Linked DNA regions of Homo sapiens: region 2 is linked to region 1. The links are chromatin contacts, found by Hi-C or POLR2A ChIA-PET in ENCODE. All regions are on one chromosome and are shown on one strand. Each heading gives the region's core, a stretch centred on a gene start or an enhancer-like site at or near the end of the contact. The rest is flanking DNA. Distances are from core to core; before and after follow the strand shown.

What was found. Hi-C counts contacts between places; a loop is a spot of excess contacts on that map. ChIA-PET counts read pairs that join two places held with the same protein, here RNA polymerase II (POLR2A). Pooled maps may share reads with other maps.
Region 2: a pooled map shows a loop between it and region 1 (2.5-fold over the local background). The contact joins two enhancer-like sites. A Hi-C loop is called at or near these places in 1 of 50 pooled maps. POLR2A ChIA-PET finds 5 or more read pairs at or near these places in 3 of 52 experiments (Panc1 and activated T-cell).

What each region holds. Positions count from the first base shown.
Region 1 is chr4:82,736,120-82,743,350 of GRCh38, reverse strand. All of the region lies in intron 1 of SCD5 (stearoyl-CoA desaturase 5), which reads left to right. Among named protein-coding and RNA genes, the nearest start is that of MIR575, 14 kb to the left of the region's middle. RefSeq lists a silencer at 3,745-3,834. Within about 2 kb of position 3,895, at least 2 of the 41 ENCODE cell types and tissues checked have a DNase peak (open chromatin) inside an H3K27ac peak, as active enhancers do.
Region 2 is chr4:82,393,568-82,400,410 of GRCh38, reverse strand. No RefSeq gene overlaps it. Among named protein-coding and RNA genes, the nearest start is that of HNRNPD-DT, 22 kb to the right of the region's middle. Within about 2 kb of position 5,355, at least 2 of the 41 ENCODE cell types and tissues checked have a DNase peak (open chromatin) inside an H3K27ac peak, as active enhancers do.

The DNA.
Region 1 (7,231 bases), core at 2,646-5,145:
TTTGTAGATACGGGCATCTCACTGTGTTGCCCAGGCTGGTCTTGAATTCCTGACTTCAAGCAGTCCTCCCACCTCGGCCTCCCAAAGTGCTGGGATTGCAGGTGTGAGCCACTGAGCCTGGCTCAACTAATTTTTAGGAAATAGACTATCCTCCTGTCACTCTAAGTTACAAGCTCTGTCTCAATTCAGAAATTAGAATGACCAGCCCAAGCTGATAATCGAACCTTTGAACTTGATTTAATGTTTATCATCCCCTTTCTCATCTCAGGCCTGGATCCAACTGGGAGTCTCAGTGGAAAGGGCTGGGGGCTAGGTGGGAGCCTCTCTGTAGCTTCTCTCTGTCTACGCGTCTTTCTCTCCTTACACATTCTCAGTGTGCTAGCTAGTTTCTGAATCCCCAGGACTGGGTGGGTAATTGGGGAGTTAGGGATAAGGGAATTGGAAAGGTTGCTTTCCACTCCCTGAGCCTGGCCAGTGTTTGACATGTTGGACATTGTGGTGGGCTCTTCAGAGACCCGCATCATTGGTGAGCTCTCTCCTGTAATTGTCTGGACATATAAAGATGCATTGTTTTTTTGGAGACAGAATCTCACTGGAGTGCAGTGGCACAATCTCAGCTCACGGCAACCTCCACCTCTCAGGTTCAAGCGATTCTCATGCCTCAGCCACCTGAGTAGCTGGGATTACAGGCATGAGCCACCATGCCCAGCTAATTTTTGTATTTTTAGTAGAAACGGAGTTTTGCCATGTTGGCCAGGCTGGTCTTGAACTCCTGGCCTCAAGTGATCCACCCACCTCGGCCTCCCAAAGTGCTGGGATTACAGGTGTGAGGCACCATGCCCGGCCAGAAAGGTGCATCTTTATTTCAGGTGTTATCTGGGGATTTATTTATTCTAAGACCCCAGCAATCCTGTGCCCACCTCTAGTTTCTTGCTGCTGGGGTCTCTCTGCCTCTCCAGTAGGTGGCCCTGTGAGACAGGACCCGGTCAGACCTCACACCAGCTCTCTCTTCTGAGTGGCCACGTTTGGTCCCCAGGGCACACTCTACTCAGGAAAACCCAGAAAGGCAGACTAGCTCCTGCATGCCCCTCTAGCCTGCTGTCATGGCCCACTCTGGGTGTCACAGGCATGCCTCTGGGACCTGAATGTCTGCTGGTTCCAGCTGTAGTGAAACTACTTTAAAGCTCCCCAAGTGGTCCACACAAGCTGCCTGACTGGGCTTGGAATGAAGAAGATACAACTCTTGCCCATCTTTCTTTTTTTTTTTTTTTTGAGACGGACTCTCTTCTGTCATCCAGGCTGGAGTGCAGTGGTGCGATCTCGGCTCACTGCAAGCTCCACCTCCCGGTTTCACGCCATTTTCCTGCCTCAGCCTCCTGAGTCGCTGGGACTACAGGCATGCCCATCTTTCTTTGGGGGATTTTAAGGGGGACACTACAGCTCATTAACAGCTCCCCCAACAAAAGCTCTTCACCTATCTGCCCACTCCCCCCCCCCGCCCACTCTGACCCCTTTTCATATCCTTGATCTGGAGGAGGCATCCAAGAGTGACGGAGCCAGGTCTCAATAATTTCCTTTGTGAATTCTGTGTAAGGGGGTCTGTTTCACAGTCATGTAGGTATCTGATATCTATCATATTGGTGCCTCAATTAAAATGGAGGCAGAAAGAGCCCTATTCTAATATCTCATTCCATAAACAATAGAGACAAAGGCAAAAGTGTGTGTTTTAGTTCTCTATTGCTGCCTACCAGCCAGAAATGGAGTGGTTTAAAACAACATCGATAGACTATTTCTCATGATTCTTTGCTGGCTGGTCAGTTCCTCTGCTGGTCTCACCTGGGCTGGCTCATGCAGCTGCCGTCACTCACACAGCTGGTGGTTGGCACTGACTGTTGGTTGGGCGCCTTGGTTTTCTGTCTCATGGCTTCTCATTCCCTGGTAGGTGACAATGGTTTCCTTTCAGAACAAGCATGGCAGTGTTTCGAGGGACCAAAGTGCAAGCTCCAAGGCCTCTCAAGGCCCAGGCTCTGAAAGTCACACAGCATCACTTTCATACATTCTATTGACCAAACAAAACCACAAGACCAGCCTAGATATAAGAAGTGGGAAAAGAGGCTGGGCGCAGTGGTTCATGCCTGTAATCCCAGCACTTTGGGAGCTGAGGCGGGCAGATTGCTTGGGCCCAGGAGTTTGAGACCAGCCTAGGCAACATGGCAAAACTCTGTCTCTACGAAAAAAAAAAAAAAAAAAATTAGCTGGCACACGCCTGTAGTCCCAGCTACTTGGGAGGCTGAGGTGGGAGGATCACTTGGGCCTGGGGCCTAGAAGGCAGAGGCTGCAGTGAGCTGTGATTGCACCACTGCACTCCAGCCTGGGTGACAGAGCGAGACCCTGTCTCAAAAGAAAAAAAAAAAAAAGAATTGGGAAAAGAGACTCCACCTTAGTCTTAGTCTTTCACCCTCCCCTATAGTTTCTAACACAGAATTCTGCCTCTGTCAGTTCTGGTTCTAGACTTTTTCTGAGCAGATTTGGGGTAAAGGATTAGGGGAAGAATTAAAAGTTATCTCTACATTGGTTTACATTTTGCTTACATTTGGAAGGGTAGAAGGAAGAGAAAAGAAAGATTCAGAAGTTGAGAGGAGGGAGGAGAGAAAGTAGAGCCAACTGTGGCGGACCTTGGAAAAGCACTGCAGGGGATAGACCACACATTGGGAACTGGGAGTCCTTGGTTTAGAGAATAGGGTTCCAGGCCAGGCAGGTGCTTTCATTAATGAAGTTATCGGTAAGTCAATATGTCTGTCTGAGTTGGATGAATGATACCCTCCAAAGCTTATTGTGAAAATGAACTTCACTATAGATTGGATTCCCCCTTGGGGCCTGGCTAAAGCCACACTATGAGATGTTAGCCTGATACTGGCTCCATAATACCCAAACCCAGCCTGAGATCCTCCCCGTCCACCTGCCCCAGTGGACAAACCTTGCACTCCCATCCTTTCTCCCCTCTGACTTTTGTGCTCCTAGGGAAGGTGATCAACAGCAAGGCGAGGTGCTGGGTGCTGGCAAAACAACCTCGCCTTCAGGTTCCAGGTTTCTGGAAGAGGTGAATGACAGAAGAGGGAATCAAGTTGATTATTTCCTCCATGTCTCCGCTCTACTTTGGGCGCTACATTCAAAGCTCAGGTTTTTCATTTTAAAAATAATTGCTAAAGTCCTTAGGGGGTAGATGCTTTATGTGTGCTTATCTCGAGTTTAAGTTGAAAGGACCTGTGTTTCCCATCAGATGCCCCCAGCAGGAATGGCATTGGAGGCTGGTGATATTTGAAGGGCAGGTCAGATTGCTGAGACATGAAGTGGCTGGGCTGGTGTTGAGCCGACACAGGTGAGCAGGCTCAGGCTGCAGATTGTTGAAGCAGATAAGCAAGCGGTGGGGATGGAGAGGGGTCGGGACCTGCACTCGCCTTAGATTTTAAACACATCAAGTCCATGGAAGAATTTATTTTCTACTTTCAGAGAACAGATATATGCCTCTCTTTAAGAGAATATGCTGTGCTAAAAAAATTATCAAGTTTTCATCGTGGCTTTTCACGATCAGCATGGCTAAGCAGAAGCCTGTCCAGCTGCGTCTAACTCTACGTGCTTCCTAAATTACCCTGTAATCCTCTTGTCCTCTTCCAAGCCTTGGCCGATCTGAATCATAGTGCATTTCTTTCAGCACACACATGGCAATAGATACTTCAGAGCATCGTTGGGGTGAGTTTTGTGTGCGTGAATGCCTGTGCCCTGGCCTGGGCCACCACCGCACACAACCAGCAGGCGGAGTGTGGCTCTACCAGCCACGACCTCCCTCCAGGGCAGTGCGGGGAGGCCACCGGCAGGGGGTGCTGCACCCACACTGCTGGCACCAGTACGTGGGCATTACCAGGCTTCATAAATTGCTGGAAATTTAAAGCTGGAGGGGATGTTAGAAACCGTATCATCCACTGGTTTCCATTCGCTCGTGAGGAACCCATGATCCCGAGAGTTGAGTTTGTGGTGGAAATGGAGCTAAAATAGAGCCCTCTCCACTTCCAGGCCAGGACCTCCACCTTTCACATCCCCACTGCCTTCCCCTGGCATGACTACAAATGTCTTACCAGTGTTGAGAGGGAAATGATTTGCATGTAGAAGAATCAGCAAGGACAAGAACAGGTACTTAGTGCTATTTGCCTGGGAAATCGCAGATTGAGGCTTTTTGCATTTGGCCCCAAAGTCACAGTCAACCCGCAACTAGTAGGGGTAAGATTATTATTTTTTAGTGATTATATTTAAAAATAGCACACTTGGGGAAAAAATTACAGTTTGCTACAAATCATCAAAACATTTGCCCATCCTCTGAGAGGCCATATGTTGTAGTGTCAGTCCCCACCTCTGTTATTACTAGCTGGGTGATCTTGGCCAAATTTCTAAACTCCATTTTGCCTCATCTGTAAAATGGGGTTGGTGAAGATTAAATGAGATAAGACATAGGCAGTGCTTTTTAGGGTCACAGCGTATCCTAAGTACTCAACAAGTGCCAACTGTAATAATAATGGGAGCCATTTGGCATCTATAACTTGGAACTGCTATGTAGTTGTATCTACTACAGTGGAGAAATGTTCCCTCTCACCAGTTGGATATGTAGCTGTTGGGTGTAGCTTCTCTATGGTCTACCAGGATCCTCTCCAGAGACCATAGTTGTGGCCAGGAGTTGGCTAAGGTGAAGGAGTGAAGAGTAGGTATGGAAGGGTGGAAGGAATGGGTGAGTGGCTTTTAGTCTAAGCTGGCAAGTAAGAAAGAATTGAGAAAGAGAGGAAGTGTGCTGGGATGTGTTCTTCCCCAACTGGGGATCTTTCTTATAGGCAAAAAAATAAATAATCAAAAGCCATGAAACAGACAGTGATAACTTTTTTTTTAAACGGAGTCTCACTCTGTTGCCAGGCTGGAGTGCAGTGGCACGATCTCGGCTCACTGCAACGTCTGCCTCCTGGGTTCAAGCGATTTTCCTGCCTCAGTCTCCCGAGTAGCTGGGACCACAGACGCACGCCACCACACCCAGCTAATTTTGTATTTTTAGTAGCGACAGGGTTTCACCATGTTGGCCAGGATGGTCAGTCTCCGTCTCTTGACCTCGTGATCCGCCCGCCTAGGCCTCCCAAAGTGCTGGGACTACAGGCATGAGCCACTGGGCCCGGCCGTGATAACTTTTTTTCAGGTAGAAATCTTTTGGTTCTTTTTTTATCAAGTATTTTGTGTGATGCTTACAGAATACATTTATTAAGTATTTTGTACAGCTCTTATTTTTTGTTGTTGTTTTACAATTTGGGTGATGCGTGCAAAAAGTAGATATAGTTCTAGATAGTGGATTTTTTTTTTTTTAGCTAATTAGATTGACCTCAGGTCCAATCTGTAAAGTGTTTCAAATACTTAAGTTTTGTTTAGATTTCTTTAATCTTATCCATGACCTTTTTTGCCCCCCAGCCTTCCTACCTCATTGTGCCATTGATAGCAACTTGACTTTGGTTTCTTCTCTTTTCAGAGTTTGATCCAGTGGTTGTAAAATGCTTTCAGATCACGACATGAAACTCTGCCTTAATAGAAAGGCACAATATAAATCAGAGATGGCCAGAAAGGCAAGCATGAAAATAGTATCCCTGATTTTTTTCCAGTAGCACATGATATAACATTGAATAATTGCTGGGTATATTTGACAAATTGGGATACAGTTCATTAGGGAGCTGGGGAACTTAAAAATCAGGCTGTCTTCAGGAAAATTTATGAGGGGATTACAGTGTGCAGCCACCAGAAAATGGGGCAGCAGGAACCTTGGCTGAATTGATGATCTGCCTGAGTGGGAGCTGCATCCATTGAGCAAAACTTTCTTTAGTCAAAGTGACTTAGAGGGAAAATTGTGATAAATAGAATGAATGAAAAAAATTAACATCCAGAATATCTAGAGAATGGAATTAAATCCACAAGTGCAATACTATTTCTACTGCATTAACAGTCAAAAAAAAATCTGAACATGTTCACACAAGAGGCATTACAACTAGAAAACAAATCCTTGGAAGAGGACTCAGCCTCCTTAGTAATTATAAGAAGTTAAAACACAAAACCATGCAATGCCGTTAAACTGGCAAATTATAATTACAAAATCAAAGTCTGGCAAGGCTTTTGAGAAAGTTATACCCTCATACAAACATAAATTAGTACAATATTTCTGGAAAGCAACATGGCGAAGTGTAGTAAACCATGGAACATCATATCCTTTGAGCTAGTATATGTTTGAGACTACATCCTGGAGAAACAAAGAAAGAAAAATAGGAAAAAAAACCCTAAAAATTATTTTAAAAAATTAAAAACAAACTATGGTCTGGCACGGTGGCTTACACCTGTAATCCCAACACTTTGAAAGGCTGAGGTGGGAGGATCACTTGAGCCCAAGAGTTCGAGACTAGCCTGGGCAACATGGCAAGACCCCGTGTCTACAAAATTTTTTTAAAAAATTAGCTGGGCATGGTGGCATGCATCTGTAGTTCCAGCTACTCAGGAGGTTAAGGTGGGAAGATCTCTTGAGCCCAGAAGGTCGAGGCCACAGTGAGTTGAGGGCATCACTGCACTCCAGCCTGGGCAACAGAGCAAGACCCTGTCTCAGAAAAAAAGAAACCCCAAAAGTATGTTGTAAAATGAAATATAATATTACTATTAAGAATGATTTTTTTTTTTTGAGGCAAAGTCTCACTCTTGTCCCCCAGACTGGAGTGCAATGGCGCGATCTGGGCTCACTGCAACCTCTGCCTCCTGGGTTCAAGTGATTCTCCTGCCTCAGCCTCCTGAGTAGCTGGGATTACAGGCAGCTGCCACCACGCCTGGCTAATTTTTGTATTTTTAGTAGAGACAGGTTTCACCATGTTGGCCAGGCTGGTCTCGAACTCCTGACCTCGGCTGATCCACCTGCCTCAGCCTCTCAAAGTGCTGGGATTACAGATGTGAGCCACTGCGCCTGGCTGAGAATAATGGTTTTTTTTTTGTTTTGTTTTGTTTTTTCTTAGACAGGGTCTTGCTCTGTCACCCAGGCTGGATGCAGTGACACAATCTTGTCTCACTGCAACTCCTGCCTCCTGGGCTCAAGTGATCGTCCCACCTCAGCCTCCAGAGTAGCTGGGACTACAGGCACATGCCACCACACCCTGCTAATTTTTTAATACTTTTTGTA
Region 2 (6,843 bases), core at 4,106-6,605, 340 kb after region 1:
AGTCTCCACTCACTGCAGCCTTGACCTCCTAGGTTCAAGCCATCCTCCCACCTCAGCCTCTCCAGTAGCTGGAGCTACCAGCATGTGCCGCCATGCCCAGATAAATTTTATTTTTTTAATTTGAGACGGAGTCTCCCTTTGTTGACCAGGCACAAATTGTGCAGTGGCACAATTTGGGTTCACGGCAACCTCCACCTCCCGGATTTAAGTGATTCTCCTGCCTTGGCCCCCCAAGTAGCTGGGATTACACCACTGGGCGCACCACCACACCCGGCTAATTTTTGTATTTTTAGTAGAGACGGGGTTTCACCCTGTTGGCAGGCTGGTCTCCAGCTCCTGACCTCAAGTGACCCGCCCGCCTCAGCCTCCCAAAGTGCTGGGATTACCGGTGTGAGCCACCGTGCCCGGAGGTCTTGGATTTTAAAAATTATAATTTCTGTTCATACCTTATATCTTCTGACAATTCTTCTTCATTCTGCCTTTATATTAGGCCCTAAATTCAGAATAATAAAAATGTTAAGATGTTTTTTATCCTTCAAATATCTTTAGACTTCCTGAAATGACTGTTAGGTATCACAAATATTTGCTCATTCACTTTCTACTCAGGAAGAATAATTGAAATAATTGTTTGGCCTAGAGTGGTGGCTCATGCCTGTAATCCCAGCCACTTTGGGAGGCCAAGGCGGGCAGATCGCTTGAGCCCAGGAGTTTGAGGCCAACCTGGGCAACACAGTGAAACCCATCTCTGTGAAAAATACAAAATACAAAAAATTAGCCAGGTGTGGCAGTGCACGCTTGTGGTCCCAGCTACTTGGGAGGTTGAGGTTGGCAAATTGGTTGAGCCCAGGAGGCAGAGGTTGCAGTGAGCGGAGATCATGGGGAGATCATGGCACTGTACTCCAGCCTGGGCGACCCCAACTCAAAAAAAAAGAAAAAGAAAGAAAGAAATAATTAAGTGTGGGCATTTTTCAAACTTAAACAATGGTGAGAACTACTTTTTAGTAGCAATTAAAAAAAAAGGACAAAAGAAAAGGAAAAAACCCATATTTTATGAATTTTCTACAATGTGACATTTTTATTTTAAAAATAAGTAACTTAAAAATAGATATTACTCAGCCGGGCATGGTAGCTCATGCCTATAATCCCACACTTTGGGAGGCTGAGGCAGGCAGATCATGAGCTCAGGAGATTGACACCATCCTGGCTGACACAGTGAAACCCCGTCTCTACTAAAAAAATACAAAAAATTAGCTAAGCGTGGTGGCGGGCGCCTGTAGTCCCAGCTACTTGGGAGGCTGAGGCAGGAGAATGGCGTGAACCTGGGAGGCGGAGCTTGCAGTGAGCAGAGATCGCACCACTGCACTCCAGCCTGGGGGACAGAGCGAGGGTCCGTCTAAAAAAAAAAAAAAAAAAAGGTAAATAGAAATTTAGTTAAAAATAGAAAGTTAAAGAGCATATCAATCATATACATATTTAATGTATTTTAGTTTATCTAAATCTCTCTTGGTAAGCCAACAGCTGGAAGACATGCACTAAGAAAATGGGAAGCAGTTGGTAGAAATAATTTTTGGATATGTGGAGAAATAGCTGGGATTAAAAAAAAAGTGCTGTGGGAATCTGGGGTCATAAAGAGACTGTTGCAGAAGGGGGATGTTAGAAAGAACAAAAAACCGGGAATTTAATTTTTTTCACAGGAAAATGAAACAGAAAAAACTGCTTTGGATATAGCACAGAGCCAGTGAAGGATATACAATGGTACTTCTGAAACAAAGGGAAGAAAAGAATGCCCAGAAGTTTGTGTATAGGAGAACCTACCCAGCAGTTCTGCTGTGAGCATCAAGAGGGAAGGCTAGGTCTTTCTTCATGAAATGGAGAGCCTGGAGAATGCTGGGCTGGTAATGTCAGCAGATCAATTTACCTACTCAAAACTCATATTTCCACTTTCCTTTTGGGTTCACAAGGGTGATCTGCTAAGATGGCTAAAGTCTCTGGGGACTTTTTTTTTTTTTTTTCTGAGACAGCGTCTTGGTTTGTTGCCCAGGCTGGAGTGCAGTGGCATGATCTCAGCTCACTACAACCTCTGCTTACCTGGTTCAAGCTATTCTCCCACCTCAAACTCCCAAGTAGCTGGGATTATAGGTGTCCACCACCATGCCCAGCTAATTTTTTTTTTTTTGAGATGGAGTCTAGCTCTGTTGCCCAGGCTGGAGTGCAGAGGCGCGATCTTGGCTCACTGGAACCTCTACCTCCCAGGTACAAGCGATTCTCCTGCCTCAGCCTCCCAAGTAGCTGGGATTACAGGTGCCCGCTACCACACCCAGCTAATTTTTGTATTTTTAGTAGAGACGGGGTTTCATTGTGTTGGTCAGGCTGGTCTCAAACTCCTGACCTTGTGATCTGCCTGCCTCTGCCTCCCAAAGTACTGGGATTACAAGTGTGAGCCACTGTGCCCAGCCTAATTTCTGTATTTTTAGTAGGGACAGGGTTTTCCCATGTTGGCTGGGCTGGTCTCGAACTCCTGAGCTCAAGTTATCTGCCTGCCTGGGCCTCCCAAAGTGCTGGGATTACAGATATGAGCTACCACGCCCGGCCTCTGGGGACTTATTAATTTACTATATTTTGTTCTAAAGGAGGACTTTTAATGTTAGCTAGTAGTACAGTATATTGTATAGAAAAAAGGATAGAGGCATGCATAACAACTATTAGCACAAATACATATGTGCATTTTTTCTCTTCTAGCACTGATGTGACTCCTGTCATTAGCAGTTGTGACACACATTGCTTAAAATCAACAGCTGATTCAACATTTGGAAATATAAACTTTATGAATAAAAATTATATAATCCAATTGAAGATTTCTATAAGCTCACCCAAGAAGTATAATACCTCAGCTAACTACATTCTCGTTTGGGATTTTATTCTTCCTTTTTGCTTACAAATATTCTTGAATTTATATTCCTAAAGGCAAAAAAAAAAAAAAAAAAAAAGGCACATACTAAAATGAGCAACTGCTTCTCTTCTTTCTTTCTTTCTTTATTTTTTTGTTTTTTGGAGGGTGTGGGGACAGTGTCTCGCTCTGTTGCCCAGGCTAGAGTGCAGTGGCGCGATCTCAGCTCACTGCGACCTCTGCCTCCTGGGTTCAAGCGATTCTCTTGCCTCAGCCTCTGAGTAGCTGGCACCACAGGCACATGACATCGCGCCCAGCTAATTTTTGTATTTTCTGATAGAGGCGGGGTTTTGCCGTGTTGGCCAGGCTAGTCTCGAACTCCTGACGTCAGGTAATCTGCCTGCCTTGGCCTCCCAAAGTGCTGGGATTACAGGCATGAACACTGCGCCCGGCCCCTTTATTTATTTATTTACTTATTTAAAGACGGAGTCTCGCTCTGTCGCCAGGCTGGAGTGCAGTGGCGTGATCTTGGCTCACTGCAACCTCTGCCTCCCGGGTTCAAGCAATTCTCCTGCCTCAGCCTCCTGAGTAGCTGGGACTACAGGCGCGCGCCATCACACTCAGCTAATTTTTTGTTGTTGTTGTTGTTGTTGTATTTTTAGTAGAGACAGGGTTTCATCATGTTGGCCAGGATGGTCTCAATCTCTTGACCTCATGATCCACCCGCCTCGCCCTCTCAAAGTGCTGGGATTACAGGCGTGAGTCACCGCACCCGGCCACATTCTTTATTTTTAACAGCTTTTTTGAGCTATAATTCACATTTCATGCAATTAATTTATTTAAAGAGTAAAATTGTATGGTTTTTAGTGTATTGACAAAGCTGTGTACCCATTACTGCAATGAATTTCAGAACATTTGTATAGCCCCAAAAAGAAATTCTTTACCTATTAGCAATTGCTCCTTATTTCTCTCTGACGTCCCAGCCCTAGGCAACCACTACTGTCTGTTCCGTCTTTATAGGTTTGCTTCCGGGCATTTAATATACATGGAATCATACAATATGTGGCCTTGTGTTACTGGCTTTTTCACTTAACGTGATGTTCCCCGCTTCATCCATGTTGGAGTACATATCAGTACTTTATTCCTTTTTATCACTGAATAATAGTCTATCCTATGGTGTGAAAAAAAAAGCATGAACACAGCAGGCTGGAGACTGCTATCCTTAGAAAAGCCTGCTTACGGCCGGCCGGGCGCGGTGGCTCACGCCTGTAATCCCAGCACTTTGAGAGGCCGAGGGGGCGGATCACAAGGTCAGGAGATCGAGACCATCCTGGCTAGCACGGTGAAACCCCGTCTCTACTAAAAATACAAAAAATTAGCCGGGTGTGGTGGCGGGCGCCTGAAGTCCCAGCTACTCGGGAGGCTGAGGCAGGAGAATGGCGTGAACCCGGGAGGCGGAGCTTGCAGTGAGCCGAGATCGCACCACTGCACTCAAGCCTGGGGGAGGGAGCGAGACTCCATCTCAAAAATAAATAAATAAATAAATAAGTAAATCAATCAATCAATAAATAAAAAGAGAAGCCTGCTTACCAGATTGGCCCTTGACTGGTGTCTGGGACCTTGAATTTGGGGAGATTTCCACCATTCCCTAACTGATATGGATGGTTTATTCTGCCTTAACTATTTGTATGAACTCTGGTTTGTGCTATCCACCTGTTTTCCGCCTAGAGTCTGCAATCTTGGTACATGCTACGCAGAGGGTGCCTACATGATCAGCTCCCAATAAAAATCTTAGGCATTGAGTCACGAATGAGTTTCCCTGGCAGACACCATTTCACAAATTATTACAATTCATTGCTGGGGGATTTAATCTCATCCTGGGTGACTCCACTGGGAGAGGACTCTTGGGAAGCCTGTGCCTGGCTTCCTCTTGACTTTGCCCTTAGTTGATTTTGCTTTGTATCCTTTTGCTGCTATAAACCTTAACCATGACTATGACTACATCCTGTGGGTCCTCTCATCAAATACAGGGGTGAGCTTGGAGGCCTCCAAGACATATGAATATAGCTTATTTTACTTATCCATTCATTAGCTGATGGACATGTGGATTATTTCCACTTCTTGGCTATTATGAATAAATGCTACTATGAACATTCATGCACGGGTTTCTGTGTAGACTTTCATTTTTCTTGGTTATTGTTGTATAATAGAGAATTTGGCCTCATCCGTGGTTCCTGGGGAGAGACTCTAAATCCTTGTAATTTCCGAAGTAATAGGAGTATCTTTGTTTTTCATGAGGCTCTCAGATCACACCTGAGTTTACACTGAGGTGACTCATGCTGGGCACCTTAGAAAGCTTCAGGAAGGGGGCTGATCATGTGATTACAGAGTTGGGGCTTTGAGGCATGTGATATCACCCAGTGTCCTGGGAGGGGAAGAGTCTGAGTCCATTCCTGTGGCTGTTGATTCAATTAATCATGCCTACTTAATGGAACACCAATACTGAATACTGAACCTCAGTGGAGCTTCCTGGTTTATGAACACGTCAGTGTGTCAAGAAGGTGACACATCCAGAGACAGCACAGCAGCTCTGTGTTTGGGACCCTCCCCGACCTCTCCCCATGTGTCTCTTCATTTGGCTGGTTCTGATACGTATCCTTTATAATAAAATCGTAATCACAAATATAGAGCTTTCCTGAGTTCTGTGTCATTCTAGTGAATTATCAGACCTTAAGGGGATGTGGGAGCTTCCAAACTTATAGCCGGTAGGTCAGAAGTGAAGGTGGTCAGAAATGTAGACTACAGTGAACCATGATTGCGCTACTACACTCCAGCTGAGCCTATGGAGTGAGACTCTGTCTCTTAAAGAGAGAGAGATTGGAAAGAGAGAGGGAAAGAGAGAGAGAAAGAGAGAGAGAGAAACAGAGAAACAGAGAAACAGAGAAAGCTGACCAGAAGATCTTGGTGGCAGAATTCAGGAATGGTGGTAACACTCTAAACTTTATATGCCTATTTTCAGAGTGAAAGTGCTTGGGGGTGGAGTGTAGAGGACTCTCTTTTGTTACTGTATATATTTCTGTGTGTCTGGATTTTTAGAATTAAATTGTATTCATATAGTACTTGTGTGTTTTAAAATTATTTTAGGTCTGGTGTGGTGGCTGACACCTATAATCCCAACACTTTGGGAGGCCAAGGTGGGAAGATTGCTTGAGCCTGGGAATTCAAGACCAACCTGGGCCACAGAGTGGGACTCTGCTTCTACAAAAATTATCCTGGCATGGTGGCACACACCTGTAGCCCCAGCTACTCAGGAGGCTGAGGTGGGAGAGTTTCCTGAACCTGGGAAGTTGAGGCTGCAGTAAAACGTGATTAAGCCACTTCACTCCAGCCTGGATGATAGGAGTGGCCCTGTCTCAAAAATAAAATAAAATAAATAAAATACTTTTAAAGTAAAAATGAGAATACATAAACTGGGTATGGTCCTCTTATCTCAGCTACTGGGGACCTAAAGCAGGAGGACCCCTTGAGCCCAAGAGTACAAGACAAGCCTGGGCAACATAGCAAGATTCTGTCTCAAAAAAAATATATATAGTACAAAATAATATAACACAGTGGTAGACAGTAGAAGGAGACTGACTTAAACCCAGGAAGAAGAGATGGGCTATACTATGTGCTAGGCCTATCATGCTGTTTGCAACACACAAGAGGTCACAATGAACTGTTTGTGAACTGAATGATGTAGTGATGTTGGCAACTTCCTGAGGAAGAGCATGAAGGCAGCCTTGGTCTCTGCTGTAGCCCACAGGGAGGTATGCCATCTTCCTGAGCCTTTAGCTGGAAAGTGATCTATGGTCTACAGCAGCGATCCCCAACCTTTTTGGCACCAGGGACAGTGACACCCGAAGTGTGTTGCTTATGTCCAGTCTACTCCGTAATCTCGTTCTGGTTGCTGTCAC